Linked DNA regions of Homo sapiens: region 1 is linked to region 2. Evidence: chromatin loops called from intact Hi-C (ENCODE). Cell type or tissue: body of pancreas. All regions are shown on one strand. Each heading gives the region's core, and the rest is flanking DNA. Links, peaks and the distances in the headings are about the cores only.

The links. A loop is a pair of places that touch in the nucleus more often than their neighbours do. Peaks named below come from ENCODE experiments on the same cell type or tissue, not always from the same donor. Only the 100,000 strongest peaks of a DNase experiment are listed, where the experiment ranks them.
Region 1: a loop joins it to region 2, with 4 times the contacts of the local background. A loop is called at or near these places in 100 of 110 quality-filtered maps.

What each region holds. Positions count from the first base shown.
Region 1 is chr16:20,384,199-20,387,667 of GRCh38, forward strand. PDILT (protein disulfide isomerase like, testis expressed) reads right to left here. Exons shown (of 12, transcript NM_174924.2): 3 at 447-653. Among named protein-coding and RNA genes, the nearest start is that of PDILT, 19 kb to the right of the region's middle. RefSeq lists an enhancer at 2,325-2,858. In body of pancreas, for the core only: a CTCF peak has its summit at 1,747 (motif pointing left); a DNase peak (open chromatin) is centred at 1,763; H3K27ac peaks cover 1,174 bases.
Region 2 is chr16:19,905,526-19,908,994 of GRCh38, forward strand. No RefSeq gene overlaps it. Among named protein-coding and RNA genes, the nearest start is that of GPRC5B, 22 kb to the left of the region's middle. In body of pancreas, for the core only: a CTCF peak has its summit at 2,106 (motif pointing right); a DNase peak (open chromatin) is centred at 2,106.

The DNA of each region.
Region 1 (3,469 bases), core at 288-2,787, 480 kb after region 2:
ATGCACCCCACCCTCCCACTTCTTGGTGTTTCTAGGGCCCATCAGCTGAGCTTCAAGCTGTAGTAGAAGCAGCCACATATTCACTAAACCCGTTTTCTTTCTAAAAACAGAGCTGAACTGTATTTCTCCGCCTTTCTTGCAGCTGGTTCTGGCCATGTAACAGAATTCTGGTCAATGGGATGTGAATAGAAGTGATACTTACCACTGTTCATGGCCAGGGCCATGAACAGTACCCGTGGTGACCTTCTACCCCTTACCCCAACTGCTGGCTGGATACAGAGGAAAGAGCAGGTGGCTCCAAGGCCCTAGAGAAGGGCAGAGTCACAAGCTGGAGGATCCTGGGTCCCCGAGAAGCTGCATGGAGCAGAGCCTCCCACCTTTACCCTATAGCTGTTAAGTGGACTTTCCATGAGCATGAAACAAGTGTGACACACAAGCACCATTACCTTTGCAGCTGATGGGCTCTGACCTGTTGCCCTCAAAAAACAGCTTCAACTCCGGGGCCTTGGTAATCCCAAACTCCTGCTGAAGCTCCTTCTCTATGGTAATGTCCACTTTGCCAAAGCCGATCCCATTCTTGCCTTTGCCCATGATCTCCACAGCTTTGCCCAGCTCTTCCGCCAAGTTCCTGGATTGCTTTGAGGATGGGTTGTCTGAAAGAGTATGAAGACAAAATTTGAGAGGCCTTTCCTCGCTCCCCATCTCCAACAGTAGATTATTTGTTGGGCCTGCTTAGCTCCCGGAACCTTTCTTGTGCTCAGCGGTTAATGGCTGAATTTTCATAAATGTGACAAGATGTGAGACACAATGGTTCATGAAATTAGACAATCTGGGAGATGTCTATCAAGGTTCTTTGGATTCAGTAGCATTGGAAACAACACAACCATGGGCAACTTTACTCCATCTCTCTGAGCTCCACTTCTCTTGTGTAAAGTGGGTGAAAATAATAGTGGTTACTTCAAGGAATCGTCAGAGTTAAATGAGATTTATGTCACAACCAGCTATAATTGCTTATTGTTTTCTAAGAGTTTTACGTGCATTAAGCCATTTACTCCTCTCTATAACTCTGTGGGATAGGTATTATTATTATCTCAATTTTATACATGAGGAAGCTGAAGCACAACAAATGACTTACTTGCGCAAAGCCCTGTGACAGTGAGAGGTAAGGCCAGGATAAGAGCCCATTCTGTCTGGCTGTAGAGTTCTTTTCTAATCTCCACTAGGCATGTAAACCACTTGGTATAATGCCTGGCACAAGTTAAGTACATGCTGCGTTCTTATTACTGCTTCCATTATTATAGTAAAATTTCTGTGGTCAAAGCAGGACCCAAGCAATGATTACACAAAGGCATGCAGAGTGGTATAATGGACATTGGAGACTCAGATGCGGGGAGGCTGGGTGCAGGGTGAGGGATCAAAAAAAACTGCATATTGGGTAGAAAGAACATGACTAAGGTGATGGGTGCACTAAAATCTCAGACCTCACCTCTACACAATTCATCCCTGTAACCAAAAGCCACTTGTACCCCCAAAGCTATTGAAATAAACAAAAACAAACCACTCAATAGCATAGACACGATGATCACATTTATGGAATTGTTAAAAAGTGTATGCCCAGGGCAAAAGAAGTCTAGAGGGAAATTTTCCAAACTATTAAAATTTTTTGTTTTAAAAAAATTCTGTGGTCAGAAATTATGGAGACAGAGAGGAAGCATGAGAGCTCATGAGCGCCATCTGGTGGAACGTCCTGGAGCTAACAGGCCAAATTGAGCCCCTGCAGTTGCCCTGCATGTAATTGGACAGGGGACTTTCGCAGGTAAGGAAAACCAGGTGTGGGGAGGGCGGGGATAGGGGAGGTTGTGGTGTTCCCCTGAGTCCACCCTCTTGTCTCGAAGAGACCTGGAACTCTCCATTAAGAGATCTGATCTGGACGCCTTGGCCCCTCACGTTGCTGGGCAGTGGGGAGGGACTGGGGAAGCCCTTTTCTGGAAGCGGTATCAGGGAGCTGGCACGTGACCTTGGCAGTGCAAGAGGCTTTTCTGGCTAAACGGAGGGGACTAAAAGGCGCCCAAGTGTGCCTTTCTTCCTCCTGATAACATTGTGAGGCTGCAGGTTCCTCGCTACCCCATGACTGAGGAAGGGGGGCTGAGCCAGGGCAGGGGGTCATTGATTGCCTTTCAAGCCAGAACATTTTATCTTTTTCACTGCCGCCCACCCCCGTGGTCCATCTGGAGCACTTGGAGAAAGTGCAAATGACCTCTGCTGCAGAGGGCAAGTTCCAAGTCCAACAGAGAGGTCTTTTGTAAAGTGCCGCTCAGAAAGCAGGGCCCCGGGACAGCTGGCGAGGGCCCCGTTGCTGGTCAGCACGCCTGCTCCTGCAATGGGATCGGAAAGTGAATGATCGCTTTCATTAAACTCCCGGTCAATGGACCGGAAGCGGGGACTTTGTGCCTCCCTCCTGGATCGATGCCCCTCCACTGCCTGCTTTGTCACCGTCATCGCCTTCGATATCCCCTGATATCCCCTATCCATCATCACCAGCATGCACTGGCCAATTGCTGGCTGCTCTGGTCCATGGGGCTCTCCCCGGCTTCCTCGTGGATGTGGCCATGCTGGGCTCAGGATTGCTGATTGACATAGAATCCGAATCTGAGTTTCTGAGGGCGGAAGCTCAGGGCAAGAGAAACACTTGGAATGATTGTCCAGATGGTAAAGCAAATTTTAGAGGTTCCACACACAACCCAGTGCCCCTGGGTGTCTGAAATGGAAGTGACAGAGAGAGCTTGTGGCAACCGGAGTGCTGGGGTCTGAGAGCTAGATTGATGGGGCCTATGATAATAGTAATGGAGATTCATTCATTCGTTTTATGCATTCATTCATTTATTCATTCATACAATGAAACTTTTAGGATATGCCATGTGCCAGGCACTGTCCTAGGGATTGGGGATATAACAGTGAACAGATAAAAACCCCTGCTGTCACTTGAAAAGGCAGAAAATAAGCAGAATAACAAAGTAAAATATGTGCTGTGTTAGATAATATGTGCTTTGGAAAAGAACAGGAGAGTTGGAGGTTGGGAGTATTAGGGAAATTGCAAGTTTAAGTAGGAGGCTAAAGATGGCAATGTTTTAATAAAGATGGAAAGAAATGAGAGCGCAAGCCATGTAGACATCTAGCAGGAGAGAATTCCTGGTAAAGGGCCAGTGTATGCAAAGGCCCTGAGGTGGGGCATGTGTGACATGTTCAAGGTATGACAAGAAGTCCATTGGGTCTGGAGCAGAGTGAGCTGGGGCCAGGGGACAGGTGATGTAGGGTCTCGCAAGCCACTGAATAGACTTTGACTTTTCCCAGAATATGGAATGGTACCAGAGGGTTTGGAGCAGAGGTGGAGGTGATCTGAGTTACTCTTTTTCTTTTCTTTTTTCTTTTTTCTTTTTTTTTTAGACGGATCTTGTTCTGTCACCCAGGT
Region 2 (3,469 bases), core at 651-3,150:
CCAGCCCTACCGACACACTGACTTTCAGTCCAGTATAACCTGTTGCATAATTTTGACCTCCAGAACTATACAATAATACATACGTATTGTTTTAAGTCCTGACGTTTTTGTTAATTTTTTAAAGTCCCAGCAAGAAACGAATACAAGTATCTCCTTAAAAGAGCCTAGACCAGCTGGGAGACCTTGACTTCACCACCCGGCAGGCCTGGCCTCCTCACTGCCATGCCTCTGATCCTCCGTTATGGGTCAAAATTGTCCACCAAACCCAAGGGAATCAGGAGAAAGAGAGGTGGGCTCAGTGAACCACACCCATTGGCTGAGAGTGGAGCGTGCCTGCTGATACCCACACAGTCCTTCGATGCCGGTGCAATAGTGTCCAGCACGGGGTGAAGCATTTATTTTTACAAAACATTTCAGAGAAAAATAGCATTAGAAAGAATCTCTGCTGACCGGGACTGCGTTTAACAAGATATGTAAATTTTTTTTTTTTTTTTTGAGACACAGTCTCGCTCTGTCACCCAGGCTGGAGTACAGGGGTGCAATCATAGTTCACTGCAGCCTCAACCTTCCGGGCTCAAGAGATCCTTCCACCTCAGCCTCCTGAGTAGCTGAGACTCCAGGCACCACCACACCTAGCTTATTAAACAAAAACAAGGGGACATCATGTTGCCCAAGCTGGTCTCGAACTCCTGGGCTCAAGTAATCCTCTTGCCTCAGCCTCCCAAAGTCCTGGGATTACATGCGTGAGCCATTGCACCTGGCCGTATGTGTATCATTCAACCACAAATACCTGCTTCATGCTTTCCAATGTGTTAAGTAGGCACCTGTATTAGTTTTGTGGGGCTGCCACAACCAACTACCACAAACCAGGTGGCTTAAAACAATGGAGATGTATTCTCTCACAGTTCTGGAGGCCGGAAGTCCACAATCAAGGTGTCTCCAGGGCTGTGCTCTCTTCGAAGGCTCTGGGTGAGAATCCCTCTTTGCCTCTTCCAGCTTCTGGGGGCCCCAGGTGTTCCTTGACTTGTGGCTGCGTGGGTCCTCTCTTCATCTTTTTTTTTTGAGACAGAGATTTGCTCTTTTTGCCCAGGCTGGAGTGCAATGGCGTGATCTTGGCTCATTGCAACCTCTGCCTCCCGGGTTCAAGTGATTCTCCTACCTCAGCCTCCCAAGTAGCTGGGATTACAGGCATCCGCCACTATGCCCAGATAATTTTTTGCATTTTTAGTAGAGATGGATTTTCACCATGTTGGCCAGGCTGGTCTCGAACTCCTGACCTCAGATGACCTACCCGCCTTGGCCTCCCAAAGTGCTAGTAAGGGAGGAGACCACCCCTCCTATTGTCTTATAACCAATTTCTGCCTCGAAGAAAAAGTAGGAGTTAAAAGACAGAAGTGAAATCAGTAGTCAGACAGCCCGGCGCTACATTCCAGGCCTGGTAGTTAAAGACTGACCCCGATCTAACTGGTTATGTTATCTATAGATTCCAGACATTGGATGGAAAAGCACTGTGAAAACCTCTGTCCTGTTCTGTTCCATTCTGATTACCAGTGCATGCAGCCCCCAGTCACATATCCACTGCTTGCTCAATGATCACGACCCTCTCACTCGGACCCCCTTAGAGTTGTAAGCCCTTAAAAGGGACAGGAATTGCTCATGTGGGAAGCTTGGTTTTTGGAGACATGAGTCTGCCGATGCTCCCAGCTGAATAAAGCCCTTTCCTTCCACAACTCCGTGTCTGAAGGGTTCTTGTCTGTGGCTCGTCCTGCTACACTAGGATTACAGGCGTGAGCTACCGTGCCCGGCCCTCTCTTCATCTTATATCAGTTACTAGACTTACAGCCTATCCTTACCCAATATGACTTCATCTTTTTTTTTTTTGGAGACAGGGTCTGGCTCGGTTTCCCAAGCTGGCATGCAGTGGCATGATTGCGACTCACTGTAGCCTCTACTTCGTGTGCTCAAGCAATCCTCCCAACTCAGTCTCCCCACCTCCCCCGTGCGCGCCACTTTTGAATCCTGCAACGGGTTTGCCTCTGAGCCCGTGGTGAGCTTCCCGCAGGGCCCTGGAAGTGGCCTGCAGTGAAGCACAGGGGCCACAGGGTGGCAGTGTTTCCTGCGGATGTGGCTCTCACCCAGTTCAGGGGCGCTCAAGGCGTAATTGGTTAATGCAGGTCTGTTTCTCTTTGTCCTTGAAAAGACAGCAACTTTGAGCTCCAAGGAGCAGTCTTCTTTGTGTTTTACGGCTTTTTGAGTCTCTACTTTCCGCCTCCCCGGGATGAGGAATGGTGTGGGAGGAGAGTAGGACTCTCCCGCGGGGGACTGCTGAGATGATCACAGTTTTAGGGTATGGGGTGTGATAAGGCACTTGAGACTCAGAGAGGGGAAGTAAGTAATCCAAAGTCACACAGCTGAGTGGTACCTGAACTGCATCTTCTGATCCTTGCATCAGTTCCTGTCCGCTATGCCACTTGGTCAGCCTTCACAGGCCGGGATGCAAATGGAGACATTGGGGTTGGGATTTTCACTCGCGTCCGTGTGAAGAGACGCGAGTGTGAGAACAAAGCTGTTTATTTCACCTGGGGGCAGGCGCGCTGAGTCCGAAAAGAGAGTCAGCAAAGGCAGACAGATGTGGGGCTGTTTTATAGGATTTGGGTAGGTAGTGGAAAATTACAGTCAAAGGGGGTTGTTCTCTGGCGGGCAGGGGTGGGGATCACAAGGTGCTCAGTGGGAGAGTTTTTGAGCCAGGATGAGCCTGGAGAAGAAATTTCACAAGGTAATGTCATCAGTTAAGGCAGGAACAGGCCATTTTCACTTCTTTTGTGATTCTTCAGTTACTTCGGGCCATCTGGGCCATCTGGATGTATGCGTGCTGGTCACAGGGGATATGATGGCTTAGCATGGGCTCAGAGGCCTGACAGGGATGGAGGATGGGGAAGGGAAAGATGCTGAATGAGCACTGGGTCAAGAGTCCAGAAATATAAGCTTCACTCCCAGCGCATGAGAAGTGGAATTGGGAAGGTGGTCAGTCCTTGCTGCTGGGATAGACCCTGGACTCGGTTTTCTTATCTGTAAAATGGAAATAAAAGGGCCAGGCACGGTGGCTCATGCCCGTAATCCCAGAACTTTGGGAGGCCACGGTGGGCAGATTGCCTGACTCAGGAGTTCAAGACTAGTGTGGCCAACATGGTGAAACCCTGTCTCTATCAAAAAGTAAAAAAAATTAGGCAGGTGTGGTGGCATGTGCCTGTAGTCTCAGCTATTTGGGAGGCTGAGACGTGAGGATGGATTGAGCCCAGGAGATGGAGGTTGCAGTGAGCTATGATCATACCACTGCACTCCAGCCTGGGTGACAGAGTGAGACCCTGTCTCCAAAAAAAATAAAAAAGAAGAAAAAAAAAAGATAAATGAGAGGGTAATAATACATGTGTGTAGATCCTAAATGTTGGCTAGTGTTGTAGGTAAGGCT